Linked DNA regions of Mus musculus: regions 1 and 2 are each linked to region 3. The links are chromatin loops, found by intact Hi-C in ENCODE. Cell type or tissue: left cerebral cortex. All regions are shown on one strand. Region 1 has its middle 10 kb from the start of Cox4i1. Region 2 has its middle 14 kb from the start of Gm33199. Region 3 holds the start of Irf8 (interferon regulatory factor 8).

Region 1 (8,000 bases), 58 kb before region 3:
GTTCATTCTTTGGCAGTCACTAGATGAAGGTACCTGTCTCCGGAGAGGCTAGGTTTCTCACAGTGGAAGTGAGGAGGGTTTAAGGTTTTTGCATCATTACTCTGTGTGATGTCAGGTGCGTGTGTAGGGAACAATGTGGGGCTTGGTGTTCGCCCTTCATTTTGCTGTGGTCAAGTTCAGGTCGCCAGGCTACGTGACAGAAGTTTCTGTCACTTAGAAGTTACTACCCACTGTGATGGGTAAATATATTCTGAGTAGGGGACTTGCGTTTTAACTTGTTGAGGAAGAGTGTATAAAAATGGAACCTGACACCATTGCATACACTAGCAAGATTTTGCTGAAAGGACCCAGTTATAGCTCTCTCTTGTGAGACTATGCCGGGGCCTAGCAAATACAGAAGTGGATGATCACAGTCAGCTATTGGATGGGTCACACGGCCCCTAATGGAGGAGCTAGAGAAATTACCCAAGGAGCTATAGGGAACTGCAACCCTATAGGTGGAACAACAATATGAACTAACCAGTACCTGGGAGCTCTTGTCTTTAGCTGCATATGTATCAAAAGATGGCCTAGTCGGCCATCACTGCAAAGAGAGGCCCATTGGACTTGCAAACTTTACATGCCCCAGTACAGGGGAACGCCAGGGCCAAAAAGGGGGAGTGGGTGGGTAGGGGATTGGGGGGGTGGGTATGGGGGACCTTTGGGATAGCATTGAAAATGTAAATGAGGAAAATACCTAATTAAAAAAAATGGAACCTGTTAGGCAGTGGTTACTTCCAGCATGGGGCTTGGGAGGCAGGGGCAAGGACAGGCAGATCTCTGAGTTCTGGGATAGCCAGGGCTGCACAGGGAAACCCTGTCTTGAAAAACAAACAAGCAAAAAAATTGAAACTAGACTGACTACTATGGTGGTCTGAGAGATTGTAGGTTATGACATTTTTACATGGTCTTAAAATCCTGTTAGGGTGGTGTCTTAGTCAGGGTTTCTATTCCTGCACAAACATCATGACCAAGAAGCAAGTTGGGGAAGAAAGGGTTTATTCTGCTTACAATTCCATACTGCTGTTCATCACCAAAGGAAGTCAGGACTGGAACAGGGAGCAGGAGCTGATGCAGAGGCCATGGAGGGATGTTCCTTACTGGCTTGCTTCCCCTGGCTTGCTCAACTTGCTTGCTTATAGAACCCAGGACTACCAGCCCAGAGATGGCACCACCCACAAGGGGCCCTCCCCCCATTGATCACTAATTGAGAAGATGCCCCACAGCTGGATCTCATGGAGGCATTTCCCCAACTGAAGCTCCTTTCTCTGTGATAACTCCAGCTGTGTCAAGTTGACACAAAACCAGCCAGTACAGGTGGCCTGACATAATCCTGTGTGGTAGCCTACAGAAATTGCCGGGAGTTACTTTAGTTCTTGAAATTGTCACCACTGAATAGAGGTAACTTTGGGGCTGTGCAGAGCAGGCCAGGCTCTAACAGCTGGCCAGGCATGGTGACACTGTCTCCACACCAGCACTTAGAAGGCAGAAGCAAAGCCAGAGTGATGACAGTAAGTTTGGGGACAGTCCGGCTGACAGAGTGTTCTAGGCCAACCAGGGCTACGTAGACCCTGACAACCAAATTGCAGTGAGAAAGCTGGGATGTGGCCGGTAAAGGGATGACTGCCCAGCATGCCTCATGTTCCAACTTCTGCCACAAGCTGGCAGCAGCAGAGCTGCAGCCTGCAGAGCAGTGGCTCTGTGAGTGCCGGCCTGGCCCCTGATGAGGACTTGGAAGATTCAGCCTACTACCTTGTCCCATGTAAGCACCAGAGACCCTGTCTGGAAGGGAAGAGATCCTTGAGCTTGGACGGTGCTCATGCAAGAGGGGGGCCTAGCGAAGCGTAGCTGTGACACGGTGGTCCAAGAAGTCAAGCAGGGCCTGGGCTCTCTGCATGGCTACAGCAAGCCGAGCAGGAGCCATGGTCCCGCTGTGGTTTCTCCATAATCTAGAAAAATCTGTTTTTATTTGTTTTTTTTGAGATTTTCATATTCAACATGGTTTTAATTGGGGTTCAGCAATCCTAGCCTGTGATGAGTCATTCTCGTTGACACAGGGTTTGAGTTGACATCCACTTTTCTTTTTCTTTTTTCTCCTGGGAGCGTATTAATGTCCTTAGTTGTTGGGACAAACATATAATCGTTCTTTTTTTTTGTTTTGTTTTGTTTGCTACAGGGTTTCTCTATGTAGTCCTGGTTGTCCTGGAACTAGCTCTGTACACCAGGCTGGCCTTGAACTCACAGAGCTCTCCCCTGCCTCCACCTTTCTGGTGTCAAAGGCATGTGCCACCATGCCTGGCTTCCAGGTTTTTACTGGGAGCCTTATTGTAGGATTAGTGGTTTGTGGAGGAGACCGGTCATGGGTTTTCATTGAAACTTGTATACTTTTTTTTTTTTTTTTTTTTATTTATTATATGTAAGTACACTGTAGCTGTCTTCAGACGGGCGTCAGGTCATATTACAGATGGTTGTGAGCCACCATGTGGTTGCTGGGATTTGAACTTCGGACCTTCGGAAGAGCAGTCGGGTGCTCTTACCCACTGAGCCATTTCACCAGCCCCGAAACTTGTATACTTGATACTAGTTTTTTGGTTCCATTCTCTCTCTCTCTCTCTTTTGTTGTTGTTGTTACATAAATTCAGGTCACAGTGATGGCTGTTGTTTTCAATGGAGGACTTAAGTCAGAGGGTTGAAGTGTCACGTCTCTCAGGAACTCAGGTCCCCCCCCCCCCCCCCGAGTCAGCTCGGACCTTCTGCCTGGGAGCACAGCTCCGTCGTGAAGATTTCTCACATCCTTCCCTAGGTTTGCAGCTCCTGTCAGAGCCACTGAAAGACATGGAACTTCCCTTTGCTGTGGACCTAAATCAGAGCCAAACCATCCTGCAGAATGCTAGGAAATGTCCTTTTTTTTTTCCAAGATAGTTTATGCTTCCCTGGGACTCATGACAACCCTCTGATATTAGCACCCCAAGTGTTAGCATCCCGGCATGCACCACCACGCCCAGCTCTACTGCACTGTTTTTATGGCAGCATGTCTAGTCCGCATGCGCAGAATGCTGTTTCTCCGTCGGCCAGTGGTGGGCCTTTGGCTGTGCACCTGCCGCTTCTCTGCTCATTCCTGTGCACCCAGGTGCGGCACCTTTCTTTCTGGTCACCTTGTTTCTGGTCACCTTGCACTTTTATATTCTTTGCTTTCCGACTGGGCACCACTTACATTGCCGCCGCTGGCATCTGAGAAGCGGCCACTGCTGAGCACTGGCAGGGGTCGCACTCCATTAGGCCTGGGCTGGTGGGAAGTCACCTTGGACCTCCTCTGAAGCTTCCCCAGGACTGGGGTGGAGGAGTCTTGGGGCCCACACCATGGCATAAAGTCTTCTCCAAAGGGAAGGGTCTCAACAAGCGCAAATGTCCCTACCCCTTCTGGAGCAGTACAGGGCTTGAACCTGGGGCCTCTCATACACGCGCAGGCAAGCATTGGGTTACTGAGCTCCATCTCCAGGCTTTGTGCTTGTTCTTTAAAGAAGAGTGATTTCAGAGCTGGGGAAATGAATCCGTGGTTAGCAACATGTTCTGCTTTTCCAGAGGACCTGAGTCTGGTCCCCAGCACCCACGTCAGATGGCTCCAAATTGCCTGTGTAACTCTAGCTCCAGGGGACCTGATGCTCTCTTCTGGGCTCTGCCGGCACTTGCGCTGCCAGAATCATGCCCCCCATAAACACAGCATTAAAAAGAAATCTTGTGTTTTTGGTTTGTGTTTCCTGAGACAAGGGTTTCTCAGGTGTCATTTTTGTAGACCAGGTTGGCCTTGAACTCATAGAGATCCACCTGCCTCTACCTCCTGAGTTTTGGGATCAAAGGCATGTGCCACCACATCCAACCCTAAACCATCTTTAGCAGTGTAGTGGTTCCTGCTTTTAATCCCAGTACCCAAGAGAGCCAGGTTTTTGAGGGCAGCCTGGTTTACATAGTTTCAGGACTACATCCAGAGAGATCCTGTTACATCGAGAGCATTATTCGTTTAGTATGTACTTTGTATATGTGGGTGGGTACGTGGGTGCTATGTTGAGTGTGCAGCGGTCAGAAGGCAACCTGTGGGTATCAGTTCTCTACTACACAGGGGGTCCAACTCAGGCCGTTCAGGCTCTGCAATGGGAGACTTTCCTGAGGAACCACCTCGCCGGTCCATGCTTACGTCCTTTGTCATTCCCGAGACACACAGCTCTGGCCAAGAAAAGGGCCTAAAGATACCTTTTCAAAGGGTTGTCTTCTGCTCCCGGGCCTCTTCACTGGCCCCTGTCTCCTGAGTTTGGCACCCACCACAGCTGTTTCCATGCACTGTATTCTCAGCTCTGGACAGCAGGGGGCGCTCGGAGATCTAAGCAAACCGTGTAGAGTTGGAGCATCCGAAATCTGAGCCAAGACTGACTGATGTGGGAGTCAACTCAGACTCAACGACGTGGGAGCCTCCCATGTTGGTCTTGTTGGAGCACCTGGGACACTGCCTGGGACATAGGTACTTCATAAGTGCTTAGTAAGGGAAAACATCCAAACCCTATGGGTGGGCCCACCTCGAGGGGGCTTCTAAAATTACTTCATCTTTTTGTTCTTTTGCTTCCCTTCCCCTATGAAGTCAGCACTGAAATCAGCCAGACCTAAATACCTCAGGGTCTCCCTCAGCTGCCCGCTGAGCTAGTGCAGGCTGTGGGCAGCATCTTGCTTTGGGAGGGATATTCTGGGTTCCACTCCTTTCGGAAAACACCTGTGCCAGGTTGATCTAGGCATGGACGAGGTGAGACTTGGGGATGAGCATAGAAAGCAGGTATTCTCATCCTTGAGGAAACTGTTCCTTTAAGAATCCGATGGTTGGGCTGCAGAGATGGCTCAGCGGTTAAGAACACTGACTGCTCTTCCAGAGGTACTGAGTTCAATTCCCAGCAACCACATGGTGGCTCACAACCATCTGTAATGGGATCTAATGCCCTCTTCTGGTGTGTCTGAAGAGAGTGACAGTGTATTCACATACATTAAAAAAAAAAAAAAAAGGGAAGAAAAGAAAAGAAAAATCATCCAATGATTGATAGTCGCTTGGTATGGTGGCAATCCACTGGTCGCTGGCTGCTTGCGCTTTCCAAAATGGAGGATTTTGAACAGAGGGTAAAAATCCAAGGCAGTGAGGTTTCCCTAAGCTTTCCCAGTTTTTGCAGTGAAGTTCCACAGTGTGGTCATTTAACCGTGAGTTTCGACCATCCTTGTGACAACTCAGCTCTGAGTGCTGCATGACGTTTGCTGACACCCATGGGGTCCCGAGGCAATACTGGTAGAATAGGCTCAGCAAACCTGTAACATGCTCACACAGGATGCCCGGCAGGCCCCTGAATTCCTGTGGTTCCTGGTGGAACAGTTTTCATGGTCACTAGAGCCTCCTTAGGAACGGGACACAGGACTCTCAGGACATCTGGAGTTTGCACTGCTGTCACGGTGCAGGTGGTAGTAGGACTACCTGGCAACCAGTGATAAGAGCTCAAAGGTGGATAGTCTGGTGCTGTGGACTGTCAGGTTTCCCCAGTGACCTGAGTCACTGCACACTCACTTCTAGGACTCCCCTGGGAAACTGGCCTCACATAGGTGTGGCCCCTCCATCCCTGAGGTGCTGAACAGGGTCCAAGGGGGCAAACTGACATTAATAAGCCTGTTGGTTTTCCTGGAAATTAGGCAAGTTGGGGGTCACCACCCTACCTAATGGGGAGCCCCAGCCTTTGGACAGGCTGGAAGGGCAGGGGTGCAGAGTTTGTCACCACCTAGCAAGTAGCTGTAATCTAGTGTCTATGCATAGCCTATGATGGTTATATGACTAGCTCTACGCTATCCAGAGCCATCTAGGAGAAAGCCTCCGAGCACACCCATGAGGGATCGTCTTGACAGGGTTAACTGGGTGCGAAGCCTTATCTTAAAAGTGGGCGGCACCATTTCCTAGGCTGGGGCCCTGGACTGAGTTAAGGGAAGACAGTGAACTGAGTGCCGACACTCACCATTTGTTCCTGACCTCGGATGCTGCGTGGCCAACTGCCTCTTGCTCAAGGATGGCTTCCCTGCCGTGAATTATGAGCCCAAATCAACTCTTTCTTAAGCTTGCTTTTTTTTTTTTTTTTCCTCCGAGACAGGGTTTCTCTGTATAGCCCTGGCTGTCCTGGAACTCACTTTGTAGATCAGGCTGGCCTCGAACTCAGAAATCCACCTGCCTCTGCCTCCCAAGTGCTGGGATTAAAGGCATGTGCCATAATTTCTCAGTCACAGGAAAAAAATCACTGACATATGGGAAACTGGCGGTCACATCCCGAGTGAACAGCAGGGGGTGCAAGGACTCCGTGCTAGGCCTGGGTCTCCAGTGGCTCTCCTGCCCCCCTGTACCTCGCCTTCACAAACCCGCTATGCCAAGGTCTGAGCTATTTAATTTTTAAATTTCTTAGAAATTAAAAAAAATTAAATTTAGGGTGGTTTTAAAATTTAAAATGGTTTCAAGTTCTTCAAACTTAAAACCATTTAAAATTACATTTGTTTAATTGTGTTAGTGTATGTACACCACAGCACCTGTGCAGAGGTCCCAGATCAGTTTGTGAAAGTTGACCCTCTCCTAGCATGTGGGTCTCTGAGGACAAGCTGTGGTTCCCAGACCAGGCCTTACCTGCTGCGTGTTCTCCCTGGCCACATCTGTGAGTCCTCTGCTTGATCTGGACAATCCCTGGGAATTGTGTATCTTCCTTGATACTGCTGTAGTTTTTAAGGAGAAATAATTACTTCTACAGATGACCCAGAGCCACCCCAAGGAAGGGACATAGGCATCTCCATCTACAGGAACACTGACCTGTCCCCCACACGGGGAGGGGGGACTGCTGGCCTCCCTGCAGTCATTTCTTTAAGTGTGCTATAACTCTGCCCAAGAGAGGATGAGATGCTTACCCTCAGGCCACGGGCCAGCATTGCCAGGCCACGGGCCAGCATCACCAGGCCATGGGCCAGCATTGCCAGCCGCTTTAGACATTTCAGCTTACCTCTGACCACGTGCTGCCATCTGTCCCAGCTGTTTCCGCCTCTCTTTGCAGCAAGCTGCCCTGAGGAACGAGGAAATGGAAACTCAGGGAGGTTGGCCAGTGTGTGGATGGGTAACGTGGGGCTTGCGGTGAAGAGCGAGGCCTGGGTCAGAGGCTTTGCTTCTTGTCTTGATGTCCTTTGGCTCTGGACACAGAGTTGCTGAGGTGTGGTCTCACTTCAGGTCCACTTCAAAGGTGCTTGCACTGGGGCCAGCTGGTGTGGGGACTCCTCTGCTTTAACAACTCGAAGAACAAAGTAATACCTGGGTAATGTATTTTTGAGCACCTACTATGTGCAAGGCACTATGAACATAAAAGGATAGAATATGTGGGGTACAGCTCCCACTGAGGAACCCAAGCTCTAGAGGGGACTCTAAGTTTTATCCTCACCACCACCACAACCGCCACTGTCACTTCAAACACTATTGTTATCAATACCAACTGTCATCAGAATCATCACTGCCATTACCATCAGCACCGCCATAGCATGGCTTACGCCACCATAATCACCACTACCATGGTCACCATCTCTATCATTGTATTCACTCGAATTTTTCGAATCACCATCAATAACTGTTACCACGAATGTGGCTATAACCATCACTGCCTTCCCCCTGCACAAGCTAGCGCCTGGTCCTTCCATTTGTGTAAGATGTCCATGCATCCCCCTCCTCCTCCTCCTCCTCGTCCTCCTCTTCCTCCTCCTCCTCCTCCTCCTTTAATGTAGCTTAATGGGGCTGATAACTTGCCCCCTTTATTTTATTTTTAAAAGATTTTATTTATTTATTTTATGCATATGAGTACACTGTAGCTGTACAGGTGGTTGTGAGCCATCATGTGGTTGTTGGGAATTGAACTCAGGACCTCTAGAAG
Region 2 (8,000 bases), 65 kb after region 3:
CCCCAGAGTTGTGATCTTGGGTATCTTTTCCCAGGAAACCTCACAGGGTCACTGGGACTTGCCACCTCCATGTCGAGTGGGTGGTCCTACAGTTGGGGCAGTGATGCCACAGGTAGTAGCTTTCAATACATACAGTGCGGGGCAGAAAGCCACTCAACCCATGTTCCTCCTGCTCCCAGCGGGAACAGCAGCACCAGGCACCTGCCACTGGGCTGTGACCAGACTGCTTATATTGTGTTTTTTTTTCCTTTAATCTACAGAAATGCAACTTAGTATCACTCATGTGACCACATGTCATGGGATCTGGAAGAGAGAAGAGACAGACCCGTGTGCTGGGAGACATGGGGGAAGGCTTGGGGGGCTTCGACTTTAATCTGGTCGTCTGTGGTGGAGACAGAAAGGGATTCTGGCTGATGCCACCTGTTCCTCTGGTTCTCTCTTTGGTGCTGTTGCTACCTACTGTGCACAGAGGACACTGTGCCTACCTACTGTGCACAGAAGACACTTGCTATCTATTGTGTGCAGAGGACATGTTGCCACCTACTGTGCGCATAGGACACTGTGCTACCTACTGTGCATAGAGGACACTATGCTATCTACTGTGCTCAGAGGACACTGTTGCCACCTACTGTGTGCAGAGGTCACTGTTGCCACCTACAGTGCGCAGAGGATGCTGTGGCTACCTACTGTGTACAGAGGACACTATTGCTACCTACTGTGTGCAGAGGACACTGTTGCTATGGACTGTGCAGAGGACACTGTGGCTACCTACTATGTGCTGAGCCATGCTTAGAATCTGCATTTTTTTTTGTTTGTTTTTGTTTTGGCTCCTGTGTCACACTTCAGCACGAAGCACAGAGATTCACGTGTGAGGGACGCAGCACACATGTGACAGATGGCAAATGTCCCAGGGACCTTCCTTCTGTCCCACAGAGAGGTGCAACCCTCCACCCTGCACCCTGCCTGCCTCTCACCCACCCGGGCCGGCTGGCAGGAAAGTCCCTGCTGGTTTCTTTTTCTTGCCACTGAAGGAGGCAACAGGTGTGCTTTTCTGAAACTCATGGCCCAGTTAATTTTACACAGCAAGCGAGAGGAAAATGACGGTGTGGGGTGGGTGTCACTGGGCACAGTGAGAAGCCTGATTTTACCACTGGACAGATGCCATCAGACTGGGACCAGACAGAGGGACTGGGTCTGTTGCTGGTGGCTGTCAATACAAGAGCCCTTCGATTCTGGTTTCCCATTTTAAGATGAGGGGGTGGACAGAGTGATGCTGGAGGTCTCTCCCAGAATGCACTTGTGTATGTCCACCTCCTGGTCCTCTTCCTTCTCATTTTATGTCCCAGCTGCAGACGACATTCATACCAGAGTATGGAGGTATTTGTTTGTTTTTTTGTGACATGGAGACACACAGCAGGTAATGTGTATTGTAGAGCTCCCAGCATCCTTTGCATCTTCTCTGTCAATTCTACCCCTGGCCCACGTGGGTGCCGTATCTGAACTGTATCCTCTGTGTCTGTCTACTCCTCAATCTCACCTTGCAGGGTCTCTGCTGAGACCTTCCAACTGCTCCATCACCCTCTGAACCCAGGTCCTGAGGAGCCCTTGTTCCTCACAGCCTCCGAAGCTTCGAGGACAGAGCCTCGGCTCAGACCCTGGCCGCCGGCAGAGTGGTGTTTCTCTGTGGTGTGTGTGACATTCACTTTGCGCTGTGTGTGACTGACATTCACCTCTGTGTGTGTGACATGTCTCTCACCTCTTCTCTACTTTCCATCCTTGAGATCACTCTCACAGGCAGCTTCTGCTGGCCAGTGACTGTGTTTCTGGACTGTTCTGCAGTGAAGCAGGAAGATATTCACTGAGCCTGTGAGGCTGTGCCTCGGCACTCACTACCGTAGAGTGCTACAGTTGGTCACTGTGCCTGACACAAGTGCCCTCTTCTTTGCCAACCTCCTTGTGGCCAAGTGTCTGCCATCCCAGCATGCTTCATGACTCCCCGCCTGCCCTTGCCCACTTCCTCTGCTTCTCTCCAAGTCTGAGGCCCGAGACCATGTGTGTGAGGCCTTCCATGAGTGCAGCTGGCACGAAAACAGGAATTACGGTGAGGGGTCCAGGTGTGTTACCATAACCAGCTCTAGAAAAGGGTGGGGTGGCACATATCTTGTGCCTATAGACCTCGCCGTTGAGGGCAGAGTGTGATGTCTAGTCTGGGTAGCCAACCTGACCACATCTGGAATCATCTAGAATTCAAAAATGGAGGGCACACCAGCGAGGGTTTTTCCCTTTTTGGTTAATTTGAAGTAGGAAGATCCACTTCTAATCCAGACCTTGGGGAAGGGCCATAGTTTCTGCTGGAAGCCTGAACGAGAACTCGGGAGAAGGAAGAGTTTGCTCTTTGCCTACTCACTTGCACCTTGTTAGGACGCCCACACTTTCTCTGGCATCAGAGCCCACTTCTCTAGGATTCTGGTGTATAGTGAAGGCCACGAAGACATTCGGCCTCACAGACTGAGCAAGCCACTCAGAGGTCCCCAACGCCCCTCCCCCAACAGCACTGCCTCTGCATCAGCTCCTGCCTCTAGGTTCCTGCCCTGCTTGATGTCCTTCGATGATGAACTGTGATGTGCAAACATAAACTAAACAAACCCTTTCCTACCCAAGTTGCTTTGGTCATGGTGTTACATCACAGCACTGAGACAGGAGGATGCCATCCTGGGCTACACCACTCTTTGTCCTATCTGACCTCCTTTGATTGGTCCTGAAACCCACTGCTAAGGAGCAGGGCTCCCTTGACAAATGTAAAGTCATTATACATCACACACACTGGGCACTAGCAACTCTGCTTCACAGAAAAGAGGGTTTGTGCTTCCCACAAGATCCGCATACAACGGCTCATAGCTGCTTAGCCTGGCAGCAGTCACCGAACTCCAGAAACAACACAGATGTCCATCAAAAAGACACTATGTCCCACTGTGCAGTCGCATGAGGGAATACTATGCAGTCAGGAAAGGGCAATAGCAGCTAAACATGTGGGCTCCACCCAGATCATGCCTGGCTGTCTGGATGTTTGTGCAGATGCTCTGGGAGGCAGGCAGCAGGCAGGGTGTGGCATGCCAGAGGTGTGCTGGGGAAGTCGAGTCCCTGAATGAACACAGCATTGACAAGCAGCCTTGGCAAGGATGCTCTGGGCATCATTATGTAATCTGTATGGAGAAGATGGAGCCATTCCCATCACATCATCCCCATACCCCCATCATCACCCCATCATCACCATCACTTCTATACCACCATCATCCCCATCATCCCCATTACCAACATCATCACCATCATCACCATCACCCCCATCATCACCATCACCACCACCACCACACTCTGGGCTTCTGAGAACACTGACACCCCAGGGAGTTCACTGCCCCATCTGTTTCCTTCCTCTCGCCTCTCACCTCACCCCCAGAGCAAGGCTGTGCCTTCTCAGAGCTCCAGCACCAGCCACCACCCTGGTCTGACCCTAGCTTGAGAGTGTCTTTCCTCAGCCACCAAAGGTCAAAGGCTGATGGAACACCTTCAGCTGCAATTGGTAGAGGCTAGCCCACCTGAAACGAGCCTCCAGAGGGTCTCCAGCTCATAGCGTGGGACATTCCAAGACGGGGCGGGCGTGCTGGGGTCTTAAAATGCAGCAACAGCATGTGTATCTCTTCTACGGACCACTGAGAAAGCGGGCCCCAGCTCTAAGCCTCACCTACAGGCACAAGATTGGTTTGTATGTCACAAACTTGAGAGACAGCAGAGCTTGTGAGTCATATGACAGCCTTCCATTGCCTCGTGCTGAAGACAGACTCAGGTCTAACAATGCTAATGTACAGTGCAGAGGCTGAGGTCTGGGCTCAAATGCCTCTGGGGTGTAACTGCTGTGCCTTCCGGATGAGAACCCTGGGTCACGGAGACTGAGCGCTCCGTGGGGGCACAGTGGATGGTAGCATAGAGCTAGAACCCGGGTGTGTGCTCCCTCCCTCCCCCACTGAACCCCTCTTCTACCTTCAGCTGACCCGTCCTCCCCCCAACCTGAACGAGGGTCTTCTAGGTCTCGGTCGCCGGGGCTCTGGCTCCATCTAGTGAGCAGAGACGGAATTACCAGCATGGCCTCAGACTGCACTGTCGGAGTGAACCCAGCAAACAACCTCAGTGTGTCTAAAATGCCGATGCCAAGGTCCTGCCACAACTATCTTGCTTCAGATGCTCTGACGCGCCATCTGCAAATACACGTCTTAACCTCCAAGGTGGTGGCGCGGTTCTCAGGCCACGGCGGCTCCCCGCAGGTTCCAGTGAGAGAAAGAGCAGTGGATGGGTTAGGGTCTGAAGATTTGTGCTCTTGTGTGACCATGGGCTGGTCTCTCTCCTTTCCTGAGACTCTGTGCTCTCATTTGCACTATTGATGGGTTAGACTAGAAAGTGGGCAGATCCTGGGGACTTGGGAAGGAATGGAACGTAACCAGCTAGTCACCTCCAAACTAGAAGGGACAGGGCTTACAGCGACAAGGCTCACGTAGATGGGAGTTGGAAGCTGCCTGATGTCAAAGGCATTCGTAGGAGTGCGATCCAGCTATGACGCCACAGGCCATGGCCAGTGTGCCCACCAGCTGAGCTCAGAGCAAATGACCACCAAGCTGCGTGTACCCTGTGGGTCTCCTGTGCCAAGTTTCACGCCAGGTGGAGCCAAGTTGGTGCTGCCTGGGAAGAGAGGGGGTGACCTATGGATTGCTTGCAAAGAGAAGCTCCCACGACAGTCCCCCTGGCCACTACCCCACGCTGCAGCCCTGCTTCCTTCTGGCAGCTCAAGGGGTCAGATCTGAGTCACAGGAAGATTGACAAATGGGTGGGCTCCTTGCTGTGGGTTTGGGTGGGAAGGTAGAGGTGGAGGCAAGAGGCTGCTGTGGGCTGAGGTGAGCAAGAGATGGGCTTTCTCATTGGGCACCTTCAGGCTGCCTCTGGGCTCTGCCTTGGTTTCCTTGGTAGCCAGCTGTTGTCAGCAGTGAGAGAAGACAGTGCCAGACCAGGAGTCTCCGGAAACCCCAGTCCTCGCAGCTGGATCCCGAGACTCTATCATGAATCATTTGGCCATTTTGCAGGCGCTTTGCTTCAGATTCTCTTGGAACCTTCCAGGTGTGTATAGGTCTTTCATCTGAGAGGCTCAACCTTGTCTTCCCATCAGAGACTCCTGAGGCAACAGTTTGAAGTGAGGGCTCTGTCTCTTACTGCCCTCGTTGGCACACAGGCCTGGGTGGGCTCTGATCACCTTTCGGGGCAGCAGGAGGGTCCTGTCTGCCTGTGCTACCTAGGGTCTCCTGATGGAGAGAGATAAGCATCTTTCTTTAGAAAGACAGGTCACCATTTGGCCCAGGCGGGACTGCCTGAGTCCTGCTGAGGCTGCCTGGGGTGGGGCTGGGGGCTCATTCATCAGCTGCTGCTTTGACCGGGTAAGGGTCACATATCCTGGGGTTTGGATGGAGGAGGGGACTTTATGGCTCCACTTCCCCCTCAGTCCTCTCAGTGACTCTTAGAGGCCTTATCCATCTGGAAGGGAAAAGGAAAGGACCCTGCCCCTCCAACCTTACAGGCAGCACACAAGATTCTCACTTAACTGTAGGCATTTGGGGGTTCATACTAGCACCTTCCTTTTCACAGGAGAAGACTGAGGCTCAGTGAGTGTGAGTGACTTGTCTGAGGGTAAACAACCAGAAAACAAAGCAGCATCAGATAGACCTGTCCTAGATGTGGAACGGGAGACTGAGCCTGAATTCACAGGAGCCTCCAGGCAGGCTTTCAGATTTCAAACGCCTTGCAGTGCTGCGGCCTCAGATGCCCTCCACCCACTAGCATTCACACAATTGAGGGACCAAGACCTTCAGCCTCAGAGGGTCCTTGACACCCAGCGGTGGCTCTGCAGAACATCTTCTGTGTGTAACTTGTCAGGATAGTGGATTGCTTCCTGGCTCCTGATGTTACTGTGCTCATAAAAAGAGAAAGAACTATAAGAATATGTTCTGGTGGGGTGTGGGGGAAGGGGGTGCCTTGGCTGGCCCATGCCAAGGCATCTCTTCCTCCTGAGGGACCAGGCACATGGTGGTATAATATAGAATAGACTTTATTCAGGCATGGGGAGGGGAGTTAAGAGGGTAGTAGAGGCAGAGAGAGAGAGAGAGAGAGAGAGAGAGAGAGAGAGAGAGAGAGTAGAGAAGTAGAGGCTGGCTGTGGTCAAGTGGGGAGAGGGGGAAGGTGAGTGGGGAGAGAGGGAGAGCAAGGGGCAAGAGGCAAGGAAGAGAAACAGGAGTAAGAGAGTAAGAGGAGGGGGCAAGTGGCCCCTTTTATAGGGCCAGGCCTACTTGGCTGCTGCCAGGTAACCGTGGGGTGAAGTCCAGACAGAATACCAATAGACATGAGGTGTGATGAACGTTTTCTTTGCTAGTTTGGAGTTTGCTGAAGTCTGTTGGGCCTGGAGTGCTTCTGTCTTGGCGAAGGTCCTGGGGAACTGGAGGTGGGAGCGTCAGGCTGCTGGGGGGACAGACTGCTCCACAGACTGACATACACAGTGGTGGATGAACAATGGCGGGCTGTTTCCTGGGTAGTGTCTCCATTTTTCCTGGGGAGAGGATTTCTATTCATGACTGTAGGCTCACCTGTTTCTTTTCCCAGTGTCATCCATTTTGGCTTTGTGTATTTTGATGTTACAGTTGGGTGCTTGCCGCAGACCCTCTGGGTCCCTTTGTCTGCGTGGAACGAGTCTCTGGGTGCAGATGGGCAAGAAGTTGGCGGGAATGACAGACAGATGCACACAGGAGGTTGTGTAGAATCTGAATGTATTTTTTCAGGTCGAGCATCAAACTTTTTATACAGCAGAATAGCAAGAAACCAGACAAGATACAATCCACCGCAATACAAAAGGAATGTATACATCAAAAGAAGGCGGGGACCAGGCCACTGCCACTAAGAAGGGAGCCAGGTGTAAAGCTAGTCTATTGTTAAGCCCACCACCAGGGGTTCTGCACTAGTAGACCTTTTCATGAATACTGCAATACCACAACCCCCCTATTTCCTGGGTCTTCAGAAGAATTCATCAACTTGCTTCTAATATGAAGCTTGCTATACCTGGCTGTAGAGAAGATCCCTGTCTCAGTGGGATTCCCTAGCTCCATTATGGTATTCCCTTGTTTGGGTGAGATTTGCTACTGTCCTTAGTAAATACTTTGCAGACCAGCTCTGAGCTGCTGGCTCTGTCTTTTGTAATGGTTAATTAGTTACTGAATAGGTAACTTCCTTACTGCATTCCTGCTGGATTCCAAGCTCGGCTTTTGGAACCTTGGAACACTGGTGAAGGCTCTGGCTATGTCAGAATTCAATCTTAAAAGGCACTTATAATAAGATAATACTAAAAGAGAGCACGTGGATCCATACACCAGACTAATGTGGGGATAGGGTATGAGTATACGGGTTAATGAGAACGCCAAAGCTCCAGGAGGTGAGTTTCCATGAAACTCTTTGCCTCGTGAGTGCTTCTAGGCTTCTCAGCCTGTCAAGCAGGCTTCACTGGAGTGTGTGGCAGGTGCTCACACATTGAGGACTGCAAGGTCTTTCTGGAAAGGCACCTCTGACCATGGGACATTCTGACTCTGGCCGTTCACTTTGCTTGAAGTCCACCTTGCTGGGGCACAGAGCACCTTCTCTCAGATGGGAAACTCACTTCACCCCAAGTCATTTTCACTGTGTCTGGGTTGTTGTGACTCCTTCTACTGACCATCTCCATGGTGGAGTCTCAGGCCCTGGGGCCCAAGGCTCCGTTGACTCCTTCAGGGCCCCATGACATCCCCTTGTGGCTGGTTTAAGATTTGGGGAGTGCACAGGTTGTGCTTGGGCAGGAAGTGGAGAAAGTGTGGGTAGGGTTGGGGCTCTGCCTTATAGGGAGTCAGCAGTGTGGTCCCCAGGCTATGGGCAGTGCCATGGCCTAA
Region 3 (8,000 bases):
GAAGTGGCTTCTGGGATTTGACCAGACAGAAGTGATTCTTCTTGGGACGGGAGGAACCAGCACGCGCTGGTTTTTCTTCTTTCACGGTGCCGGCTTCGGAACTCAGCGCCCCTGCTTGGGTTAAACATGGCCTCTACCGCGGAGCTGTACTACAGCTCAGTTTGTCGTTTGTCTTCTCTTATTGACTCACAGGAATTTTACAAAGTGTTCTGAGTAGAAGTCCTTTCTTTTTCTTTTTGAGACAGAGGCTCAATGTGTTCCCCAGGCTAAAAGTTAACTCCCAGTGCGAGGATCACAGGCTTGCCCCGCCACCTTGGCCTAGCCAATCCGGGTTCTGGAATCCCAGGTGCTGCCTCGCCCTCCTCTGGTTTAGCCAATCCTAGTGCTGGGATCCCAGGTGTTGCCCCGCCCACCTCTGGTTTAGCTGCTCTTTCTAGACCACTTGGTGTCTCTCCAGCCTTGGCTCCTCCCACTACTCAGAATACCAATTCACACTTTTTTTTTTTTTAAAGATTTATTTATTTATTATATGTAAGTACACTGTAGCTGTCTTCAGACACTCCAGAAGAGGGCGTCAGATCTTGTTACAGATGGTTGTGAGCCACCATGTGGTTGCTGGGATTTGAACTCCGGACCTTCGGAAGAGCAGTCGGGTGCTCTTACCCACTGAGCCATCTCACCAGCCCCTGGAGAGATGGCTCAGCCGTTAAAGGCTAGGCTCACAACCAATTCACACTTTTATCAGTTTTATTTATTGTGTGTGTGTGTGAGTGTGCATGTATATATGTGTGTGTGTGAGTGTGCATGTGTGTATATGTGCGTGTGCTTCTGTGCATGTGTGCTGTGCATATGCGGGTATGTGTGTGCATGTGAGTGTGCGTATGAATGTGTGTGTGCTGGGAACCCCATCAGACTGCAGGTGGTAGACCTGCATAGATGAGAAAGGCTTTGAAAAATGCAGGGTTTTTTTTGGGGGGGGGCACACATAGAGGGTAACATGCTCACTGGGGAGCAACCTCCCTACACAGGAAAGGGGTTGGCAAAGCTTGCTTCAGTAGGACACAGGGGACTTTGATCACGAACAAAGAGGAGTAAGTTGGACTACACACTCACATACATACACACATGCACATGAGTATACAGACATACACATATACACACATACACACATGCACGCACACATATACATACATATACACACACACATGCACACAGATTTAGAATAAATTTAAAAAAATTAAAGCATGAAATGTAATTTTTAAAAGATATCAGTGTGGCTGGAATCTGGGTTTTTTAAAATTAAGGTCCATGAAGGCCGGCATAGGAAAGAGGTCAGAAGCTGGATCTTGAGGAGAAGGAGGTGGTAGGAGAACAATGGCTCCCCAAAGATGTCCAAGTCAAAATCCACAGAACCAAGAATGATGTCAGGGACTGATACTCCTCATCTGACGTTGACTAGAGCAACGACTCTGGGTCATCCAGCTGAACCCAGTACAGCCACGAAACCCTTAGTGCAGTGGCCCTCAACCTTCCCAATGCTGTGGCCTTTTAACCCAGTTCCTCCTGCTGTGCTGACCCAGACCATGACATTATTTTGCTGCTACCTCATAACTGTAATTTTGCTACTGATATGGATCATAATGTAAATATCTGATATGCAGACGGTCTTAGGCAACTCTGTGAAAGGGGTCCCGACCTACAGGTTGAGAACCGCTGCCTTAGTGGACCAGGGAGGTTGTAGAGAAGAGCCAGGGACATGAATGCACATTTGCTGGCTTTGGAGATGAACGAGCTCACAAGCCAAGGATTTCCCTGGACATGGCCTCTCTGAGCACCGATTCTCCTCAGAAGGACCTGCTGACACAAGTGGGTGAGGAGTGCCTGTCTTTGTTCTAGTGGCCATACACAGTGAGTGGAGAGGAGGCAGTTTTTAGGTGACAGGAAGGTGTGTGTGTGTGTGTGTGTGTGAGAGAGAGAGAGAGAGAGAGAGAGAGAGAGAGAGAGAGAGAAAGGGGACAGGGACAGAGGGACAGGGACAGAGAGAGTGAGACAGGGACAGAGATTTGGTGACAGTACCCATAGCAAGGAACCTCAGAAAAAGCCTGGGTCACAGCAACAGCAGCCTGGTCTCTCTGGGTGGGGGTGTGCTCTCTGGGTGTCTTAGTCAGGGTCTCTATTCCTGCACAAAACATCATGGCCAAGAAGCAAGTTGGGGAGGAAAGGGTTTATTCAGCTTACACGTCCACATTGTTGCTTATCACCAAAGGAAGTCAGGATTGGAACTCAAGCAGGTCAGGAAGCAGGAGCTGATGCCGAGGCCACGGGGGGATGCTACTTACTGGCTTGCTTCCCCTGGCTTGCTCAGCCTGCTTTCATATAGAACCCAGGAGTACCAGCCCAGGGATGGCACCACCCACCATGGTCTGGGCCCTCCCACCCTTGATCACTAATTGAGAAAATGCCTTACAGCTGGATCTCATGGAGGCATTTCCTCAAGGGAGGCTCTTTTCTCTGTGATAACTCCAGGTTGTGTCAGGTTGTCCCAGAGAACCAGTCAGTACACTGGGTCTGGAGGACATGTTTAATTGCCTCCTCTGGAGAGGCTGGGAGGTGGTGATGGACTCTCTAGAACACTTCGGGGCCTCTTCTCCTTAGTTAAGCCCTGCACATGCCTCTTCTCTTATGCAGTGATGTGACCTAGCTCCACCCCCGACATATGACTTATGCCAGGAGATCCTACACTGAATCTCTCCTGAGTGGCTATCGCTGGCGTGTGGGAAATGTACACGTGGCTCACATGAGACACCACCTTCATAGCTTCACCCTCAAAGACCCCATCAATATTCAGCTGTGAGTCAGTGCCCATTGTAGGTGGCTTGGGTTCTCTTAGGTCCTGAGTGGAGCTATTTCAGACTTCTAGGAAAACAGTTAGAAAAAAATAGACCCCACTCACACCCCGATGTATATGGCTTCAGGACAGTTGTCAGGCAGGCTGGGCTGGTGTCTTCTAGTGTGTACAGAGACACCTGCTGCTAGGACCAGAAGCTAGGGCTGGTGTCCCTAATCTCTCTCTACCTTTAGCTAAGAGGCAGGCACACTGGGTGGACATTTGGGATCTGTTCTGTGCCTTTGATATTTGTAAGTAGGAAAATCTGCATACGCTTATAAGGTGCCTATTTGGGAAATGAAAGGGGTATAAATGCACACAGGAGTCTGTTGTAGTAATCTGAGCGTGTCTGACTTCTGGACTCTGCCCTTCACAGCAAACACTTATTAAAACACTCCCATATTACTATTAAAGAATTTGAGCTGGACTATGGTGGCACACACCTTTAATCCCAGCCCTTGGGAGGCAGAGGCTAGCAGATCTCTGTGAATTTGAGGCCAGCCTGGTCTAGTTCGGGGACAGCCAGGGCTACAGGGAAACCCTGTCTTGGAAAACAAACAATAAACCCAATAATAATAGTAATAAAACAAATGAGCTTTGAAAAGTAGTTTTCATTTGAAATTCCTTGGCTCCAGGGAACTCCACTTGGCTTTTGACTGTTGGATGGTATTTATCATTGAACTAATACCCGGTAATGTCTTAAGTGCCTTTCAGGTATACCACAATGCTCATCAGGATAAACTAGAGTTAGAAGGTTCTGTTTGGAAAATCCTTATTTGAATTCGTATTTATTTGAAACCTAGCCGTATACTTCTTGTATTTGTGGACCAATCAAAAATTCTTGTCGCGGCTCCAACGTTTTCCTAAGTATTTTAAAAGCCAGACGGGTGAGAGTCCTGTAAGCGTGGCCGCAGGTGTGTAATTGGGCAGCCTGCAACGAAAGTCCCTCTCGACCCTCACCTAAGGCTCCCCGCTCCCACATCCTACTCAGGTTGGGAACAGGCTCGACCGGGCTCCTGACATCACTGGGGGACACAAGGGAACCGATAATGCGTAGCCTTCCTGGGGGCATCCCAGCCTCAGCGCTCGCGACTCCCCTGGTTTCCCAGATTTCCTGCGCAATTTCAGGCGGTCATCCTCCATCCAGGAGGGCGCGCTGCAAGTGGCTGTCACCCAGCACGCAGCTCTGGGACTGGTCTTTGCTCTGAAACTCCAGCCTGAGCAGCTGACACTCAGGGTGCCCCTGGACACGTGCCCGGGACAGAGGCTCTCCAAACCTGAACGACACCCCGAGGATGATCCGTGCATCACCAGCCTCCTTGACCTTAGGCAGACGCCCCAGCCCCCCGGCCATTTTTGGGGCAGCCCCCTCCCCCGCCGCCCCCGGAGTAAAGAGAGAAAAGGACTCCACGGGGTCGGGGACGTGCAAAAGTGATTTCTCGGAAAGAGAGCGCTTCAGAGAAGGCGGATTTGGCAGGCTGCGCTGATTGGGCCGCGCCAGCGCCCCTCCCGCTCCTCAATTAGCTCGCGCGACCGTCGCTCTGCGCGCGGGACCCGCCTTCTCCCCCGCCCCATCTATAAAAGCAGGCGCGCGCGTACGGGCCTCCAGGAGCCCGCGGGCGGTCCCGGAGGCGCGGGCAGCGTGGGAACCGGCGGCAGGTAGGACGCGATGGGGTGGGCGCGGGGGCCGGGGCTGTGGCTCTCCCACCTTCGCCCAAACGGAGTGCACAGCACGTTAGCAGGTGCTTGCTCTGGCTGCTCTCCAAAAACAACAACAACAACCAACAACAACAACAACAACAAAACCCAACCAAATGAACAAACACCTCTCCCTTTAAAATCTGCCTGATGGCCAACTTCATAATGAAGAGAAATAGATCTGCCAATCACCGCGCGGCAGCCCGGCTTCCATGCATGAACTATCCAAAGCTCGCGACTGGGCTCGCCCAGGGACCGACTGGCTTTGATTCTGACTAGTGGCAATCTGATTGCCCAGTGGCGCTGGACTTCTCTGATTGTCCAGTGGCCCAGCTGGCCCCGGAAGGAAAGTCTTCCGTGTGGGTCCCACACAGCTCTCAAGACCAGATTTGCTGTGAGCTTGGCCCCAGGCTATAGGGGCAGACTTTTCCCCTGGTGAGAAAGATTACTTACCCACAGCCGGGAAGGGCGTTCAGGGGGTAGAAACTAATAGAAACCATTCACTAGAATCTTAAAATGGTAGATCACTGTTTTGTTTGTTTTTGTTTTGTTTCTGATACAGGGTATCACTCTGTAGCCCAGGCTCATTCCAATGAGCTCCCGGTTATCCGCCTACCTCTTCTGAGTGTTAGGATTTCAGGCGGAGCTTGGGGGGTGCCCAGGTGCTCAATGGCCCTGTTTTTTTCTTTTAAAGTCAAACGATAAGAGCAGTTTCGTGACAGTTCTAGGTTTGTCCCTTTAAGTTATGGCAGGCTCCTTCATGAAGAACTGGGACCGATTCAGTGTCCCTGAGGAAGCTTGGGGCCAGAAAGAGATGGGTCTGTGATGGATTTCCGTTCAGTGGTGGTCAGACTGTGGCCCAGGGCTGAATGAAAGGGATTACGGTGTGGTGTGAGCCCCGCCAAACATGGCTGGTGCAGATGTTGACAGCTGTGTTAGGCGAGCCTCTGTCCCCTGCCTTGTGAGAAGCCTGACCTAAGACACGTTGCTCTAGATGTAAGTTAGCTGTAGGCAGGATTGGGCCCACAGGGAATGCTGCCTCAAAATCAAGAAGAGGAAGCTAGAATCATGTGAGCGTGTTTATAAACCATTAATTGTCCATAGTTGTAAGAGAGTCAGGCTATGCCTGTCTAGGACCTCAGATTGGCCTCCAAGGCAATAGAGGAGATTGTCCAGGTGCTGAGAGCCGGACCCTGTCAGGTGTTCTTTCATCTGCAGAATGAATGAAAGAAAGCATCCCTTCTGTGTGTACTGTCACTGGCAGGGTGCTGGCAGTTTGTGCTGTGCCTGCCCAGGGGATGGTGGTCCCTCCCAGTCTCTCCCCCTTCCGAGTGTAGAAGAGGCTGGGTTAGAGAATTTTAACCTCCTAGCTTCCATGGTCTGCCATTCACCTTTCCTTTTAAACACCCCTTTTCTCTGTCACCCACCAAGACATCTGTCTTTCACAGTTCTGGGGTGTTGGGTACCCCAGGATCCCTGACAAGAAAGTGCCATTCCTGTTCTGGAAAAAACTCCAGCCATGCCAGGGAAGTCCCTTCAGATTTCAGGAGGCTCAGGGACCATGGGGGTATGGGTCACAAATCTATCTCCAGGAGCTGAGTTGAGGCTTTCAATGGACACATCCTCAGATACTCTGGACCCCTGACCCCAGCTCCCACCCCACCCTCATCCTTAGAGGCCACACAAGACACTACCAAACCAGGAGAGCCTCCTATCTCCTCTCCAGAACAAGCTGTTGGAGCCAGGACTCTACTTGGTTTTAGGGGTACCCAATGCCATTTCAGTTCTCTCCCTAGGTATTCCTTTCTGACTTGTCACTTATGAACTCAGTGGTCTTAGAATACTGGGTTTCTTGAGATAACCTTTCTTTCCTGCCTTTCTTGTGAGGGTCCTTAGACTTAGGAGCCAATGGCTTCCCAAGGTGAAGAGCCCCTGCTGAGGTCAGGGTTTCCCAGCCGTCTTGATGATTTGCTTGAGAGGTGCCTCAGGTGGCACCGCACTTGCCTAGCAGGCACAAGCTCTGGGTCCAGTCCTCAGCACGGGGGAAACGGAGGCAGAAAGAAAGATCAGGCGTCCAAGGCCATCTTCATCAAACTAGGGAGTTGGAGATCAGCCTGCGATACAAAACCCTGCCTCAAAAATAAAACTCAAAACTGACTGGAGTCTGACTCCGCTTTAGCCCTCGCTCCCTTCCAAGCCCACTGGTGGCAGTTAGGGCTGCTGTGTGGCTAAAACCAGCCCTGGAGAGACCTCATCTCCCTCCTCTCAGGCTGCTGCCGTCTTTCCTGGCCCCACTACCACCTGCAAGCGGCCTGGAGTTTCTGACCCTCAGGCCTCTTTCCAGCAATCCTGACTTTGTGGGACATGCTGGCTCTGGATGTGACTATGTTCTTGGGGATATCTTGACTTCTCACTGATGATAACTTCTTTTTTTTTTTTTTTTCCCTACCCCAAGAGGTCATTTTAGTTGGAAGACTAGAAGTGCTGTGTTCTGGTTTTCAGGGTGGGCGTCTGTCCAACTGCTTTGGGGATTTCCAGGCTGTTCTAGTAAATGCTGGCTGCAAGTCCCTGTGCACAAATGCCCTCTCTCCCCACGCTGTAGGAAAAGCAGACCCGAGAGTGTCCAAGTGTGCCATTAGGTGTCTGGGGATGGCGGGCCTGGATATGGAGTCCCTGAGCTGGCTTTGTACTGTCCCTTTGTTCTCACTGAGGGCTGATTGTAAGAGGGACTCCCTGTGTTGTTGGAGGAGTCCTCTAGGATACAGGCTCTGATTGCAGGTACTGTACACACAGCTCCCAGACCGAATCCTTAACACTCTAAGGTTTATTGGCTTCAAGGACACCCAGCCAGCACAGGACTCCAGCTCTAACTCCATCCCAGTGGGAACAGGACCCTATACTGTCTGATATTACTATTACTATCCTAGCTGGCAAAGGGCAACCTGCAAGCAGCCTTGAGGGTGTCCTCTTTCTCGGGTGGTGCTGGGATCAAACTCTGTGAGGAACACTGGCCCCTTGGGTATCAGTAGTCACGCTGGTTCTTAGAGAGGCGAGCAGCTCAGAGAAAGCACAGCATTGTAGGAGAGGGACTTCTTCCTAGCAGGTGCCCTCAGTGTCTGGGACAGGGGGTCAGGGAAGAGCTGGACCCAGAGCCAGAGCTGTGGGTGGGGCACATCTGTGAACAGCCTTTCGGTTTTCCTTTGGGTTTAGGGCCACCGGGCACTGCTGATTTCTCATGGCACTGGTCCAGATGTCTTCCTGAGCCGGCACCTTTGCGTGGACCTCTGATCTTCCGGCAGTCAGTTCCGGGACTGCTCTGACTCACAGAGATGTATTTGTTATCCTGAAAGATTTGCTTTCTTTCCAAGGATGTGTGACCGGAACGGCGGGCGGCGGCTGCGGCAGTGGCTGATCG

The links. Peaks named below come from ENCODE experiments on the same cell type or tissue, not always from the same donor. Only the 100,000 strongest peaks of a DNase experiment are listed, where the experiment ranks them.
Region 1: a loop joins it to region 3, with 2.8 times the contacts of the local background. A loop is called at or near these places in 12 of 42 quality-filtered maps.
Region 2: it touches region 3 in a loop (2.1-fold over the local background); 12 of 42 quality-filtered maps call a loop at or near these places.

Annotation. Positions count from the first base shown.
Region 1 is chr8:120,674,218-120,682,217 of GRCm38, forward strand. No RefSeq gene overlaps it. Among named protein-coding and RNA genes, the nearest start is that of Cox4i1, 10 kb to the left of the region's middle. In left cerebral cortex, CTCF peaks have their summits at 1,700, 4,393 (motif pointing right) and 6,382 (motif pointing right); DNase peaks (open chromatin) are centred at 1,571, 4,414, 6,387 and 7,146.
Region 2 is chr8:120,796,591-120,804,590 of GRCm38, forward strand. No RefSeq gene overlaps it. Among named protein-coding and RNA genes, the nearest start is that of Gm33199, 14 kb to the left of the region's middle. In left cerebral cortex, a CTCF peak has its summit at 4,120 (motif pointing left); a DNase peak (open chromatin) is centred at 4,147.
Region 3 is chr8:120,731,864-120,739,863 of GRCm38, forward strand. It overlaps Irf8 (interferon regulatory factor 8), which reads left to right and starts at 4,495. Exons shown (of 9, transcript NM_008320.4): 1 at 4,495-4,546; 2 at 7,954-8,000. The coding sequence starts at 7,955. In left cerebral cortex, a CTCF peak has its summit at 4,054; DNase peaks (open chromatin) are centred at 4,132, 4,424 and 4,768; H3K4me3 peaks cover 1,700 bases.